Regions from separate parts of the Mus musculus genome. Here region 1 is linked to region 2. The links are chromatin loops, found by intact Hi-C in ENCODE. Cell type or tissue: left cerebral cortex. All regions are shown on one strand. Each heading gives the region's core, and the rest is flanking DNA. Links, peaks and the distances in the headings are about the cores only.

Region 1 (8,332 bases), core at 37-8,036, 800 kb after region 2:
TTGTGTATAGCAAAGGGACAGATGTACAGCGACTCTCCAAGCGTTACCTAGAGGAGACATTGTTGGAAGCTTGTTACCGCTCCCTGTGCTATTAGTGTTTACGAGCCAGGACTGTGTGGGCAATGCTGGCTGATGGCAGTTTAGGAGGAAGAGCCTCTCTGGGGATGGAACTCAAACAGCTGTGTAGGTTGGAAGGTCAAGGTGGTCCAGAGACACTGGGGAGAGAAAGATGAAGGAGAGAGATCCACTTGGAGGATCACACAGAACTGGGTCATGTTTGTCACGATGAGCTTGGGATGAGATTCTGAGATAGACTAGGGAATGGCTGCCTGAGCACATTTCTCCTGGTTCATAAAGGATGGTCACAGTGGTGAAGGTACTCAGAGATGGAGGTCGGGAAGCAGTCACCTGCATATCCAGGTCATGAGGAGAAGCAGAGTGCCAGTCAGGAAGACTGGCTGCCCCAGGGAGCTTGAGTTATTTGAGAAATTGTTTCTCAAATAATAAAGAATAATAATTCAGAGAGTAAACAGGCAAATGAAGTAAAGAGATGGTTCTCAGAATAAGGATAAATGGCTAAAAAATACAGTAATAAAAGTGCTCGTCTTTAGTAAAATCCAAAGCACACTGAGGTTCTTTCTCAGCTCAGTCACAATGGCTTGCATCAAGGAGACAGAGATGCCGAGGGAGCTGGGGGAGGGGATTTAAATAAGTCCAGTAACTATGGAAATCAGTACGAAGTTTCCGCAAAATCTAAAAATATAATCACCATACTATCAGCAATACCACTCTTGACAAATTAACAAGGGCTTCAAACGGCACGTGGCAAGGATCCCTGTAGCCCCAGGCTTCCTACAGCCCGGTCCACAGAGGCAGAGTTAGGGTCAGCTGAGGCATCGTCCTCAGACAACAGTGTATGGAGAACGTGGCCCGTGCACAGAACAGTATACGACTGAAAGGAGAACAGAGTCATTCGCAGAAAACGGACTGAGCTGGAGATCCTCATAGTGAGTGAAATAAGTCAGACTCAGGAAGACAGAAAGGAGTTTTCAAAAGGACAGTCAGTTGGGAAGGAGAGCAAGGGGCAGCATATGGAGTATCCTGTGTATGAAGAAGTCATGATGAAGCACATGAGTGTGCACTGACCTTTAAAAAAGGCAGGAAAGTAGAAGGTGGAGATTTTTTTTTCTTTTTAAGGAGGAAGGGACCCATGGGTATGTGGGTATGCGTGAGAGTGGCAGAGGAGGATGGGAGCAGATATGATCAAAGTTGCAGCGAAACCCATTATTTTATTCAATTAATATCCTCTAATAAAAATCAAAGATAATTTGTTTAAATTCTAGATGTTAAATTTGTTTAATTTCACATTTGCTTTTCAGGATGTGATGTCACTGATAACAGTCGTCCCCAGTGACAGTCAACCCCAGTGATGGTTGTTAGCATCAGAAGCTGTTTACAACCAGCCTCTGAATCCAGGGATGACATCATCCCTAGGCGACAAGACCAGTCTGAGTCTGCTGCCATGGCAACCATAGCACACCCTCTGCGCATGCATTACCTGAAGTTACCTGAATAACCAACTGAGTGGTTGTGGTGGTCCTGACTTTGTCCCCTTTGTGGTGGTGCCTTTGTCCTCCTCCCCTGAGGACTGAGTTGTAAACTGTGTCAGTAGATTGATGACAGGAAAAACCTTGGTCTTTGCTTTTTATTTTCTGAATATAATCTTTTTTTTCTAGATAATAACTATTCCAAATGATATTTTTAATATGATTGAAACAGACACTTTCCTGATTATATTAATAACATATATGCATTACTAAAAATTAGGAAAATTAATAAGAAAGAAGGCATTAAAGCACATAGCCCTGCTACCGAGAGACAAATGCTATTAACATTTTGATTGTTTCATATTTTAATTTGAAGTTGCTTTTTTCAAGGTTCTCTCTAAGAGCACTTTAAAATGAATATGTAAATATATTTAAAAGTTTATTATATACATATTTGTATGTGTAATTTTATGTCTTTTTGCCAAGTGAGGTTATATTGTAATTTTCCACAACATTAAGTATTCTTTGGTGCCGGGCGTGGTGGCGCACGCCTTTAATCCCAGCACTGGGGAGGCAGAGGCAGGTGGATTTCTGAGTTCGAGGCCAGCCTGGTCTACAAAGTGAGTGCCAGGACAGCCAGGGCTACACAGAGAAACCCTGTCTCAAAAAACCAAAAAACCAAAAAACAAAACAAAGTATTCTTTGGAAATGACATTTCGGTGACGTTTTAACATTTTGTCATCGGTCTGCACCATCTTTCCGTGTCAGCATCTCTATAATTGGATCTCTTAGTTATTCCCAGATTGCACTGTGTAAACAATATGGCCATAAATAGTGTGGTGTCAGTCTTGGAAGAGCTGATAGGTTCCTTGGACAGTGTCTCCAAAAGTAGACTTTCTAAGTTAAAGTGTGTGACCATTTACAGGCATCTGACGGATGTCAGGATGTCACCATCAGTGACAGTAGGCAGGGATGACCTGTTGTTCAAGTGGGGATGGCAGTGAGGACAAAAGTAACCTGAGGGTGCACTGGCTTTGTTTTAGGATTTGGGCTAAGCTATCACTTCTCACAGAGCATTTCTTTATAGCATTTATAAAATGAAGCTTTGGGGGCCCAATACCCATTAGATTACTTTTTGGAGCATTTAGATGTAATAATTTAAAACTCCTTCCCCATAAGATATAAAATAAGAAACCCGTCTGCCCCACCCCCCAGCCCTGGCCGCCACTGTGTACACAGACCCCCAGCCCTGGCTGTCACTGTGTACACAGACGCCCAGCCCTGGCTGTCACTGTGTACACAGACCCCCAGCCTGGGCTGTCACTGTGTACACAGATTTCCCCAGCCCTGGCTGTCACTGTGTACACAGACCCCCAGCCCTGGCTGTCACTGTGTACACAGACCCCCAGCCCTGGCTGTCACTGTGTAGACAGGCTGACCCTGAACCTCACTCTCCCAAGTACTTGGAGTAAGATGTGAGTGGGATTGTGATAGGCAGCCTATTTTGGTTGAATGGGGCTTGTTTCAGTGACCCAGTAGAGAACTCTACAAGGGCTGGAAAAGCAAGCCTCATTCCCAGAGACAGGTGCCTGACACTACAGAGCTCCCAACTCCATAATTCTGTGACTGTGACTATCAGTCATGCAGACAATGTCCCAAGCTTCTAGCATTCTGGCTAGACTCCACCCCCACAGTTATCTGACTATGCTCCTCCCCATAGTTACCTGGTAATAGCAAGATAGCCCAGCCCACTATAAGAGGGGCTGCTTGGCCCCCTCCTCATTCTCTTAAGCCCTCACCTTTCTTACTCTCTAGCCCTCCTTCTCTTTTTCCCTTCCCCCCTCTCTCCACGTGGCCATGGCCGGCCTCTCACTTTCTACCTCTCTCTTTCCCTCTGCCTTTCTACAAAAAAGCTCTAAAACCAAGACTGTCTCTGCTCATCATGGCCCGCCATGCGCTATGCTTGAACGATGGGATAGACTTTCTTCTAATGAGTCATGTCTGACATCTACTGGCAGAAGGCCTTCCTGCGCTGCAGCCATGGACCAGACCAAGGACACAATGTCAAACTCAGTCCTCTGGGGAAGGGATGAAGGTGAGCCAGAAGTCAGAGGCACCGGGCCCAAGAGTCTTCTTGTCAGCCCCCTTACTGGGTCCAGGAACTGTTGGGAAAGGGTTATGCATCTTGTTAATCCACTCGGCCAGCCTTTCAGGTTGAAGCTATTCCTCGTGTTCTACAGATGAATAAATTAAAGACAAGAGCACCCCCTCAACCCCTTCCCTTTCCCCCTTCCCTCCCCCACACCAGGGCTACACAGCAGGAGATGGTGCTCCAATGCAGTGCTCCTTGTTCACAGAAACTAGAGGAAAAAAGGAATTTCGGAAGTAGAGCTTACACAGTCTTTGGCTTCAAGTCCCCCCCTTCCCCCCACCCCCAGCCTTATGTCCAGTCCCAACATTGGAAACAGATTTTTGTATACAAGAGGATCCACAGTCTCTTCTCAGGAGGATCAGGTAGCTCCCCCACCCCGACCCCCCCATTGAGGGCTGTGCTGCTGTGGCAGCTCTCAGGGAAGCCACTGTCCCAGTACAACCATACACGGTGGGATTGCCAAAGCCAGCATTCCTGGGAACAGTCCAGAACAGAAACGAGAATTTGTTGTTTAAATACAAGGCAGCTCAAGCAGCAATCGTTGGGAGTAGCCAGACCCCGGGGATCATTTCAGATGAGTTGCTTGTCCCCTAATACAGGCTTGCAGCGCTTAGTAGGCATGCGTTATAAAACCGTTTTCCCCCAGTGTACAACTTGCTTCTTGTTCCCTCAACAGTGCCCTTCGAAGAGCCAATGTTCTTTATTTTTATGAAGTCCAATTTTTAATTTTTTTCTTTATATTTTGTACTTTACAAATTTTATTTGTTAAGTGTGTGTGTGTGTGTGTGTGTGTGTGTGTGTGTGTGTGCAGGCACATGCCACTTGCGTGCCACTTGTGTGTGGGTGAGGATGTTGGATCCCTGGAGCTAGAGTACACTTTGTAAGCTGCCTACACCTGGGAAGGGAACTCTGACCCAGGTACCTGTGAGCCAGTAAGTAGGAGTCCTCCACGGTCTCAGATCCTGACATTCTGCCCTGGCTACTCTCTTATGACCTGGGAGTTTGTAAGATGATACAACCCTTTCTTCCCCAAGTAGTTTTTTTAAATTATTATTATTATTATTTAGATATATTTATTTATTCTATGTAAGTATACTGTAGCTGTTGTCAGACACACCAGAAGAGGGCATCAGATCTCATTTCGGATGGTTGTGAGCCACCATGTGGTTGCTGGGATTTGAACTCAGGACCTCTGGAAGAACAGTCAGTGCTCTTAACCACAGAGCCATCTCTCCAGCCTCAGCTTGGTTCTTTTTAAAGATCTATTTTTGCTGTTGCATTGTTTGTTTTGGTAATGCATTTCTGATATTAATTGTCTCGTATTCTGTAGCTCACTGGGTTTCTGTATGGTGGTTAATTTTAATTTCCTTGTCAGGCAGTTTGTACATTTCCATTTCTCATTGGATGGTGTTATAGGCTCCAATGTATCACGACCCTTGGCTTTGCGCTGATGTCTGCGATTCCATGATAAATCCAAGTTTTGTGTGTGCATTCGGGGGACTTGAACTTAGTTTCCCACGGTTGTGCAGCAAGAGCTCTACCCACTAAGTGTTCTGCCCACCCCAATCACTCCAATCTTTTAGGGACATTAGGACCTTATTTAAGATATTGTTATACTACCCCTTCCTGCAACCATAGTATCCAGTGAGATAAACATACATATATAGCCTGGACTTTTATTTTATTTGTTTTTTTGTTTTTTTCTGTAGTAGGGATTGACCCCTGGGCCTTTCTCATGCTACGTAAGCTGTCCCCCAGCAAGGCGGTCCTCCTCTGCCTATGTGCCTGGGATGAAGGCTTGTAGATAATTTACTTGAAAATGTGGCTCTTTGGTAGGAATGAGGGATCAGCCAGAGGAAAACAGAGAGAGAAACTCAGCTCAACCTAGATGTGTTGATGTGTTGGTGGCTCGGCCACGGATGCGGCTTGACCCTGTGGAACTTTCCACAGCTCCACATGAAGATTCGGGGAATGTCTATCATGAGGAAAGGAGAAGCAGGACATAGGTCTTTATCAGCGCTCATACACCGCTGGTCAGGAGTGACCCCCCGGGTTATTCTATATTGTTGATATGTTCCTGTTCGACCTCTATGCTATGTTGCCGCCTGACGTGATTTCCAGAAAGCCACAAAGCTGCAAGCGTGAGATTGAAGCACTGGCTAGGGTAAGCCATTGCCAGGGTTGTTTGTGCTGAAGCTGACTGAAGCCTGCACAAAATAGGAGGGCTTCTTAGTGGCCGGAGGAAGGGTGACACTGAAGGGATTGGAGTGACCAGTTCCCTCGTTCATTTTACTGAACTGCCATGAAGAGCAGACAGGGCTCCTATCTTCCTCCTATTCCCAGTTGACTGTGAGGGCACAGCTAGAAACCTTAATTTTGACCTCTGCCAGTCTTGGGTCTGAACCTGGGCTCTGTGCATGGTGAGTTTGGTTTCTTGGGAAACCCACTTAACCTCATTGAGCTTTAGTTTTCTTGTCTGAAAATTAAGATGGTACATCCACGTTAATGAGTTCTGAGAAACAGCTGAGACCCCAGCCCACAGGCACCTGGTAGGGACTAAAGAAATGGCAGTTGGTTACATCATGTGACGCCTATGGCATCACAACTGGAGCCACAGGGAGGCATCACCTGGAAGGGGAGTGGTGCACAAGGGGTTAAGTCCTAGAACGTGAGGAAGAGCCAGGCAAGGGTCCTGCAGGACTGTGTGGGAGGAGGCTGGGCATCTGCTTTTTAAGCCAAGGTTCAAGCCTTGGGATGGAACAGCCGGAGTCTGACGAGCAGTCAGGAATTCTGTTTAAGGAGCCAATGCCTCCAAAGGCGCTGGAGATTGTGGAAGAGTTAACAAGCAAATATGGTCAGAGGTGCTTCCAGACTGTCCCAAACCCATTCCCAGGCCCTGGATAATCTCCAGCCATGTACCAGGCTCCCCTGAGCTTACTGTGTCTCTTGTAGAGGACTCATGGCTCACGGCTCAGTGTATGGGAGGCCTGAGGCTATACCTGAGGGTACTGCCGCCTTCCGTTGGTCTAGGGATGAGAAATTAGAGACTTGTTTGGGTCTAAGTTCATGGTGTCCCTGGAGTAGAGTGGCTGGGATGTAACCCCAGACCGCAGCGGATCAGGCCCTCTTGGCACTTCTGAGGTGGTCACTTCCCTGTCATTAACAGTCTGTCCCTGGAGATTTAGACCAAACTCCATGACAGTGCAAGTAGCTCACTGAGCCAGGATGACACCATACACTCAAACCCAACTCAGAGGTCCTCTGTTCAATTTACTTGGGAAGAAGCCAAACTTCATTATAACCAGCTTGATGCCATTACAAGAGGTAATGATGCAGCCAGCTTTGCTTCCACCAACTTCCATTTTAATCTGTTTAAAATCAACACTTTTTACGTCGTTTGAAGAATTTCTCAGATTTTTTTTTTTTTAGATTTTCAAGAAAATATGATTAAAGTCAACACATTGATTGGATTGATGTTTTCGATGGAAGCCAATCTATCTAAGCAAATTTAAATTAGACGTGCAGTGTTACATGTCTTTGTGTATGTGTAACAGTCGATTGGTAAGCATACCTTGAGTCTTTCTTCCCTATAGTGGGGAAAGAAATTCCAGTTGAGTGGAGTTTTCCAATTTGAAACTCGCTAGCGGGAAGTGTGAGGGACTCCTTCAGAAACCCAAGGTGACAATGAAAGTCAAGACTGCACACGCTCATGTGTTTCCTAGGAAAAATGAACCTTCAGTTTAAAGAGATTTGGGTAGTGCTGCAATTTCTTCAGATATAATACGTAGAAGTGGGAAAGACAGTTTTCCTGAGGGAAACATTAGATGTAAATTGAAGAAAAATGAGCACAAAAAATGAGATTGATTTTTTTTTTTAACTCAAGATTTTTCTCCTCTTCCTTCACAGCTTTATCGAGCAGCAATTTGATGTTGATGGCTTTAGGTCTGGGCTTGAGCACACTTGCTTTTCCTGACGCACATGGGACACTAAATTGCTTACATCTTCAAGCAACATCCTGACCTGATATGGCCCCACCTCCTTGGTCTATTGGCATTTACTGGAGTGCCCCACCCACCCCTATCTTGTGACCTAGTCTGTATTCTTGCATGATCTCCTTAGAACTTAGACATCCTTCTGTCTCCGTATTTCCTGGTTATCTAGTCACCAAATTTCAGTTAATCACAACCCCACACTGAAGAGCCCAGGTTCCTGGAATGGGTTGCCCTTGGATGAAGGTGGGAATTACATCTGGACTGCTGAGCTCTAGGACAGAAGTCAGCACTTCCCCATCAGAAATCCTCCTAGTCCACTTAATTCTGGACGCCATGATAAAAGCCAACAAAAACCTTTTCTAAGCCTTGGTTAAATTTAACATTGTTGCTGAGTAGTTTCCCTCCGCCAGACGTTGTCCAGGTGGTATGAATATAGAGATGAATAATTTATTTCTTTTCTGCTCTGGTTCAGAAAGGATCTGAGGCAGATTGTGGCAGAAGCACATATAAAATAAAAACCCAAACGCAAGTGTGTAAAACTCAGAACAGGAGACTATGAATTAAATAGGCCAAGTCCAGAGGGAAAGGAGAGTCTAGATGCTCAGCCAGTGGGAGACATCGTGATGGCTGCACTTGAGCAC
Region 2 (8,332 bases), core at 118-8,117:
CACACAGACCAAGGTGCTCGGGTTCCAGTAACTGCCCTTAGTCAAATATCACAGGGTACACTGGCTTTGGGTTGTCTGAGGGCGAGCCTTGTAATCTTCAGGGTGCACGAAGTAGGGGAGCATCTAAGCTTGTCTAAGTTGGCATTTCCTCATCCATAAAAGAGCCCACAGGACATTAATCCTCAGAGATAAGACACAAAGTGGAAATTCATTTGCACATTGCCTTCTGCAGTGCCCGGCGAGCAGCAGGTATCAAAAACAGAGGCAGTCTGCTGTCTGTCTGTCTGTCTGTCTGCACATGCTCACGAGTAGGATACTGTCTTTGTGTTTGCTCAGATGACTGGCTCATGGGGGCCTGCTTCTATCTCATTATTTTATCAACAAACGCTCAATGAGTTCTTGTGGGGTACTAAGACATGTGGTCAGAGCGGATGTGTTGAGCTGGTAGCATGCAGGAGATGTATGGAGGGTGCTTGACCTGGGTGAGCTGCAAACACGTCTCAAAAATTACTAACCGTGGCCGATGTTTACATAGTATTTCCTTTTTATCAGACATGACATGTTTGCCAGTTGGATAGGTGGGTAAACTGAGGTACAGAGATGCACTCAATTTACAGAAAGCCAGGCTTGGGATTTCAAAAGGCACTGCCTGGGCAGCTGTGGTTGCCAGCTGGCCATCGAACTGCTCTGAGAGAATCAAAATGGAGGACTGCCATTCCACGATGAGGAAGAAACTTGTGTCTAAGGACTTGCAGTTGGTCAGTGACAAATTTAGGACCCAGACCTGGTGTGAACTGTCTTTATGTGTCTTCTTTCCGTTTGCTGTCCTTGTCTCCCATGTACTGATGATGAGGGGGAGCACCCCCAGTAGCCATGGTGACCATCACAGTATTGCCAGCATCTAAGGGACCATGCTTGTCCTGGTGTATGTGGGTGTGCGTGTGTGTATGAGTGTGCATGTGTACGTGCATGGGCATGTGTATGTGTGTGTGTATGCAGGTGTGTACATGTGTGTATGCATGTATGTGTGTGTCTGTGCCTGTGCGTGTCCCTGTGTGTATACAACAAAGAGGGAAGATAAAAGACAAAGCTTGAGAAATTATCCTATTAGTCTTCCCCAACAGTGTAGGCACTTCAGGCATAGGTAAGGGGGGTGTTTTCAGATGTAAGGTGATTTCAACCCCAAGTCACCCCAGTTCCATTTATGCTGACTTTCTTACACTTGCTCCAAATCTCTGCTCCTTGCTTCTGCTTTTCTTCCAGCTTGATTTAAGAGTCAGGTTTCCAGATTAAGCCAATTAAACATAAGGCATAAGCCAATTGATGTTCAGTTATGTAACATTTTTTTTTATTAGTATAAGACTGCCCAACACATCTTCATGTATGTGTGTGCTCTGGAAGGGCATGAATCCCAGCTATGGGACTGGGCAACCTCAGTAGTGACTTATAAATTTCATAATCTCTACATGTTCTTCAGCGTGGATGGAACTCTCTCCTGTCTGGTGCTTGGTCATGTGGAAAAAGTCCTCACAGTCAGGCCTCGCCTCCTCTAAATTCCTAAGTCCACCTCTGATAACCAATGAGAAAAGGAGAATTCACAGTGGAAACTGGTCTTAATATTTTTTTTTTTTTTTTTTTGCCAATGGTCGTTAGCAGATGCACCACCTTGCCCGTGCTAGGCTTCAGAGGTCTTCCTGAAAGCAAGGCATAGTTGTGCTTACTGGGCCTACTGTCTATGGTTGCTGTCCATGGTCCCCTTCCTTCATGACGTGCCACCTTTGATGTGGGCACACAGCCAGCTGAGCAGGTGGCTGGGAATCTTGACATGCCAGGAAGCCATTAGATTCATCAGTGTGAGCAGCATGGGGTAAGCTCCTCTCTGCAAATGCGAAAGCAGCATCCCCCTCGCCCACAAAGGGCAAGAAAAGCAAAAGCCCTTTTGGTTCAGGGGGGCTGACCTTTCAGGCCCAGATACGCTTTCTGCTGAGCTGCAAGTTTGGAGCTCTGTGGGGCAGAGTGGCCTCAGGAGACACGGGGATGGACGGGAAGGGACCGCAGAAATAGACAGAAAGTTTCATTTCTGCTTGACTGGAGGCACAGAGGGCCAAGACTGCTGTGGGTGATGATAGCGAGTGGATCCAGCAGGAACCTGCTTTCCATTTCTGGTGAGAAATCCCCTGAAGAGAAGCGGCAAGTCTGCGAGCGGATGGTCTGTGCTCTAGTCTGTTACCCTGGGGATCACCGTGCTCCCCTAAGCCTAAAGTGCTCAGAAATGACTGGTACAACAGACGCTGGAAGAGAAGCACGTTCCTTTCAGCCAGTGCAGAGGGTTGAAGAGGTGGAGGAAGAACGGGAGTGTCTTAGACGTCTGAGAAGGTGTCCACTCTATTTTCTTGCAGCCTTAATTTTTTTTTTTCCACATAAACGCCCATGATTGCTTAGTAGAATGTCTGTCTGCTGAGCATGTGTGAGGCCTGGTTCCATCCCCAGCACTGGGCATGGTCTTAACACTCAGGAAGTAGAAGCAGGAGGGTCAAAGGTTCAAGGTCAGCTCTGACTACATAGTAAGTTCCAGGCAGCCTGTACAACATGAGACCCTTGTCTCACATAAAAACAAAACAGCTTAATTGCTAGAAAACCCCCATACGTGTAGAAGTGTCTCTTCCAACTCATGTGTTTGAAGGTACCTCCTGTCAATAATTTGTTACAGATCTGTGCAGAATTCTTTCCTGAACAGCAGGTGCCCACTTTGAAATTATAGTTTTTCTTTGATCAAACAAGTCACTCTTGCTCCTCGTCATTGCTGTATATGTAGGTATATATGAGTCAATACAAATATTTATATTTAATGATAACTAACCTGCCAGGCTTGAATCTTTTATTTCTCAACTCCATGAAATTGCTGATCTAGTTCCAATGGTCACATGACCAGTTTCCTGCCATTCAGTATAAAGTGGTCACATGACCAGTTTGCTGCCATTCAGTATAAAGTGGTCACATGACCAGTTTCCTGCTAGCTGAACAGACAGTGAAGCAGGGGCTGAGGTTGAGATTCCCCCCTGAAGCTGGTAAGATAGGATGCCTGGAGAGAAGAGCTTCCTCTGCTTAAAGACAAGCCTCAGAGGATGTGTAGATAGTCAAGATGTCAACTCAGAAAAGACTCTTTGGTCTCTTCTTCTTTTTTTTTAAATTCTTTAAAAAATTTTTTATTAGATATTTCTTCATTTACATTTCAAATGCTATCCCAAAAGTCCCCTAATATCCCCCCCCCCGCCTTGCTCCCCTACCCACCCACTCCCACTTCTTGGCCCTGGTGTTCCCCTGTACTGGGGCATATAAAGTTTGCAAGACCAAGGGGCCTCTCTTCCCAATGATGGCCAACTAGGCCATCTTCTGGTACCTATGCAGCTAGAGACACAAGCTCTGGGGGTACTGGTTAGTTCATATTGTTGTTCTACCTATAGGGTTGCAGACCCCTTCAGCTCCTTGGGTGATTTCTCTAGCTCCTCCATTGGGGGCCCTGTGTTCCATCCTATAGATGATTGTGAGCATCCACTTCTGTATTTGCCAGGCACTGGCATAGCCTCACAGGAGACAGCTATATCAGGGTCCTTTCAGCAAAATCTTGTAATGGCAAAACTAATGCACAATCTTCCATGGGCACATATTTCATATGTGAAAGCTAATTTGGAAACATGTTAAGATAGCTCTACTTAGATACTTGGATTTACCCTAAAACAAAAACAAAATCTAACGCCTCAAATAGCTGTGTGACCCCTAGCTTTAGTAATCCCATGTAGAGCATCCTGGCGTATTATAGTCTCTGATCCAGTGTAGAGCGTCCTGGTGTGTTACAGTCGCCGGCAGAAACTGGATGGGGGAAGCAAGCCTACTTGCCGCTTGAGATTATTTTTTTCTGAACCACCTATGAGTTGGGCAGTGCTGTTAGTTTAAGAGTTGTGGGTTTAGATAGTTCCCCAACCATTTTCAAACGAAGCCAATCATCAAGAGCAACATCCATGAAATCTTTCTTTTCTGTTTACCAGGCAGAGAGTATTGACTCTGGCTACAACGTGAAACCTTCATTTTTCCCTCATTAAGTAGTCCACATTTTAACTTTCCACCTGTATAAGAGTCATGAGAAAGAATACTATGCCTAGTGGCAGAGAATTGGGACCTATGCTGCTGAGACAGTATCAGGAGAACCAAGCATCAGAAGCATCGGGTAAATAAGAGCTTTGTTCTCAGAGATTGCCACATCTGGCGTTGATTAGATTCTGGTCATAAGGATTACAGAGTATGGAGAGGTGATCCTGGGCTAGCCTGGGATCCTGGGCTAGCCTGGGGTGGGTGAGCAGCCATGCTAGGGGAAGCCAAGCCTCACTGACTCTGATTCTCCCATTGCTGGTTGAAAATACCGAGCTCAGCCAAAGCCACCAGCCTCCCGCTGCATCTGGTGCAGCCTCACTTGTTCAGGACTTAGCGGTACCTGTGAAGGCAGGTACCAGATCCGTTCTAGAAGTCACCTGGAGCACAGGCTGGGGAAGGGAATGATGGTGTTCCTTTTAAGGAAGCAGATTCAGCATCAGTGTCTCTGCCGTGTGTTTATAAAGTGGGAAGGCAGACCCTGGTGTTGAGTGCTCAGCTTGGTCTGAGCAGGTGTTTGTTTGTTGGGCACACAGTTGGTTCTCTGTACATGCAGGGGAGATCAATGGCAGAAACCAAGGCAGATTCTTGCTCTTAGGAGGTGAAATGGTGACACAGCTTTGTCATCAGTACCGCGTAGGGAGGGAAACACGGGCCATTCAGGGGCAGCTAGACCCTTTCATATCTAGGGTGAGAAAGCATGTGAGTCTCTATTAAAACTCACATTCTCATACAGAATAAAAAATGCCAGTAAGGGATACACCACACTCACTTAGCAGACAGTGTGCCTGATTCCACCAGGGTTCTATTTGCAGGGTCACATAGGGCCTGGTGTTAGAGGGCCTCCAGTTCTTAAGCACCCAAGGTGGCTTGTCCTCTCATGCTAATGGCGAGAAAGTGAACTGTGCAGAGCCAAGACCTTTCTGTTTTCAGTATTGAAGTTTGCTTTCTCAGACTAGTTAGTGTAGTATTTACACTATGGGTTTAATTAATTAATTAATTAAATGTAATAGTTACACTATTACTATCTTTCCACTGCTTTCACCGGGATGACGTTCTTCCTTGAATGTACCTCTAAGTAAGTCATGTCTTGCATATCAGCAATGGGGTGACGCAGACGCCTCCCTGCTCACCAGAGGTAAGCTGATAGAATCCATCAGTACATCCCCGTCAGCTTTTCTTTTGTTCTTTCAGATCAAAACGGCCCTTTCCTAAGCCTTGGCCCTTCAGGAGGTAAATGTGAAATGGATTTTTGAAGGAAATTGTTTTTGTAGCTTATTCTTGGCTTGCTCCTATCCGTGAACTTCCCTTGCAAAAGCAGAGTCCGAACACTTGTAAACTACGAGATGGGGTTCTGGTTTGGGAGAGTGTGGGGAACAAAGTCTTTTATTTCATTATGTTATAAAATTCTCCTTGTGCTGGGGCTGGGGAGACAGCTCAGCAGCTAAGAGCACTGGCTCCTCTTGCTGAAGACCCTGGTTTGAGTCCCAGCATTTACATGGTAGGTCCCAAGTCTGTAACTCCAGCTCTAGGAGATCCAGTGCCCTCTTCTGGCCTCCATGGGCAGCACACACATGTGCTGCACTTAAACACACACAGGCAATACACTCATACATGTAAAATAGGAATTAATTGAAAAATTCTCCATATTTTAAGGCACAATTGTTAGTCAGTATTTATTACCCTCTATTAAAAATATAACTTTGATTTTTTTCCTTCCTCTCCTCTCTCCTTCCCTCCCTCCCTCCCTCCCTCCCTCCCTCCCTCCCTCCCTCCCTCCCTCCCTCCTTCCTTCCTTCCTTCCTTCCTTCCTTTCAAAAGGGTCTCACTCTGCAACCCAGGCTGGCCCAGAGGTTATGCCAATTCTCCTTACTCAGCCTCCAGAGTGCTGTGACAATAGGCATGAAACCCCACACCTAACTTTAAAGAATAACTTTAAAGAAGGCTAGGCTATTTAATTTTCAAAATTTTTAATATTTGTTTGTATTCCAGTAGACCCCTGGCAACACCACTTGTAAACATGAGACCATAGGGTATTAAGGCGATGTGTCAGCACCTTGACTCTTTGAGGTACCATGTACGTAGTAACTGTAACAATGTTTTAGAGGGCTGCTCCCTGGGTTAGTACTCTTTAAGTTTGCATATATATATTATATATTTTGTTGCTATTTGTTATTTATTTTAAGATAGGATTTCACACTGTAGCCTAGGTTGTCCTGAAACCCACTGTGTAGCCCAGGCTGGCCTTTTTGTGGCATCTTCTTGCCTCAGCCTGAGTTTTCAGGTTAAAGTTGTGCTCCACTACCCTTATTAGTATTTGTAAAGATTTATAAGTTTATAAATATTTTCTAGGAAGAAAACAGCGTATGAAAATCTTTCCTAGGGCTGGAGAGATGGTTTAGTGGTTAAGAGCATTGACTGCTCTTCCAGAGGTCCTGAGTTCAATTCCCAGCAACCACATGGTGGCTCACAACCATCTGTAATGGGATCTGATGCCTTCTTCTGGTGTGTGTCTGAAGACAGCTACAGTGTACTTACATGAAATAAATAAATAAATACCTTTTTTAAAAAAAGAAGAAAATCTTTTCTAATATATCCAACTGTTTGATTCCATAATGAGGCAGGCCCGAGTGACCGAACTGCTGGGTCTATGCAGAGAAGAATGGAAAAACTGACCCACATCACTTTGCAATGGTCTTAGCCAGCCCTTGACTACAGCAGAGGTGGAGATAGATGGCCCATTGAGTTCCTGTACCACTCTGGGGCTGTGCTCACTCCATGTGGAAGCCCTACCCTTTGGGCACAGCCAGTCCTGGGACCATGTATTTGGTGTGGAGGCAGGGCCTCCAAGTCATCCCTAGGGTACCCTGGGTTAGTGTCCTGTCCCATCCATGGGGTAGTCTGCCTCTTTCCCAGGCTGTGGCACTCTGGTTCTTCTGTCCCTGAGGTCTCAGGGGAGGGAGTGTTTTCTGTTGCCAGTGTGTTGCTGCTTAAAGATTTCCCAGGATTTAAGAGTAATCTCCAAGGTGTGTTAAACACGCAGCATTAAGAGCAGCAGCGGAGGGAGGCCGTGGATTGAAGTTCCCTCTGAGACACTCTTTTATTAAAGGAGCACGCTTACAGGGAAAACAAAGAGAGGAGACGGTAAAGAAGCCACCGTGGTTAAGAGCTGCCCTGCAGGTTGCTTGCCAAGAGGAGTTAGAGGGGTCTTAGAAATAATGTCAGGCATGAGAGGAGGAAGTCAGGTAGAGGTGCAGTTTTGCAGTACTACACTTAATATGGTCCCCTGGGCCACGTTTCCTCTAGAACTCTTGGGTTGAGTTCTGTATGTGGTATGTCATTTTAGGAAACATGTTAATGTACAGATCAAAACGTCCTGCTATAGCACTCAACATTACCTCAGCAATAGTGTCTAGTGACTGGGCTGAAGAAGCAGAGCTGCGGGGGCAACACATGTGGTTCATGATTGGTCATAGGAAGTAAAAGGAGCCCACATTTGTTCAGATAGTCCTGGAACTGGGGTGAGAAAATGAATAGAGGCAGGAGGCGAGGGCTCTTGACGGACATCTATAGAGGTAATGTGGACTTACCAATAAACTGTGGAGGAGCAGGAGCAGAACCAGAGACCTTGCAAAGGAGATGAGGATGGAATCAATTCCTGTTGACTGAGAGGTTACAACACCGAGAACCCAATTCCAAGTCACAGAATGATCATTTTAATTAAAAGGTTGTATTTATTTAATATACTTACACATTATTAGTAGCAATGTGTGTATGTGTGTGTGTGTGTGTGTGTGTGTGTGTGTGTGTGTATGTATGTATGTATGTGTGTGTGTGTGTGTTTGTATGTGTGTGTATGTGTTTCTGGTTCTGATGTGGGAACCCAGGGACTGAGCCTCGTTCCAGCCCTTTGTTTTTTCCTTCTCCTCTTCCTCCTTCTTTTCCTTCCCCTCTTCCTCTTCCTCCTTCTTTTCCTACCCCTCCTCCTCTTCCTCCTCTTCCTCATTCTCGTCTCCTTTTGTCTGAAAACTCTTATTCCTACTTCACAATGCATCTAGGTTTCACTTTTATGAAACTCTGGACTGCCCACCTTCCTGTCTTCTCCTGTACATATAACTTCTCATATACAACTCTCCCTGAAGACATGTAGACTACATGCCCTCTCCCATGCTTGACTGACTTGCCT

Evidence for each region. Peaks named below come from ENCODE experiments on the same cell type or tissue, not always from the same donor. Only the 100,000 strongest peaks of a DNase experiment are listed, where the experiment ranks them.
Region 1: it touches region 2 in a loop (3-fold over the local background); 10 of 42 quality-filtered maps call a loop at or near these places.

Annotation. Positions count from the first base shown.
Region 1 is chr5:106,787,825-106,796,156 of GRCm38, forward strand. No RefSeq gene overlaps it. Among named protein-coding and RNA genes, the nearest start is that of Gm33327, 11 kb to the right of the region's middle. In left cerebral cortex, for the core only: a CTCF peak has its summit at 3,568 (motif pointing left); a DNase peak (open chromatin) is centred at 3,542.
Region 2 is chr5:105,991,460-105,999,791 of GRCm38, forward strand. No RefSeq gene overlaps it. Among named protein-coding and RNA genes, the nearest start is that of Gm25672, 77 kb to the right of the region's middle. In left cerebral cortex, for the core only: no CTCF peak of the experiment used is centred there; no DNase peak of the experiment used is centred there.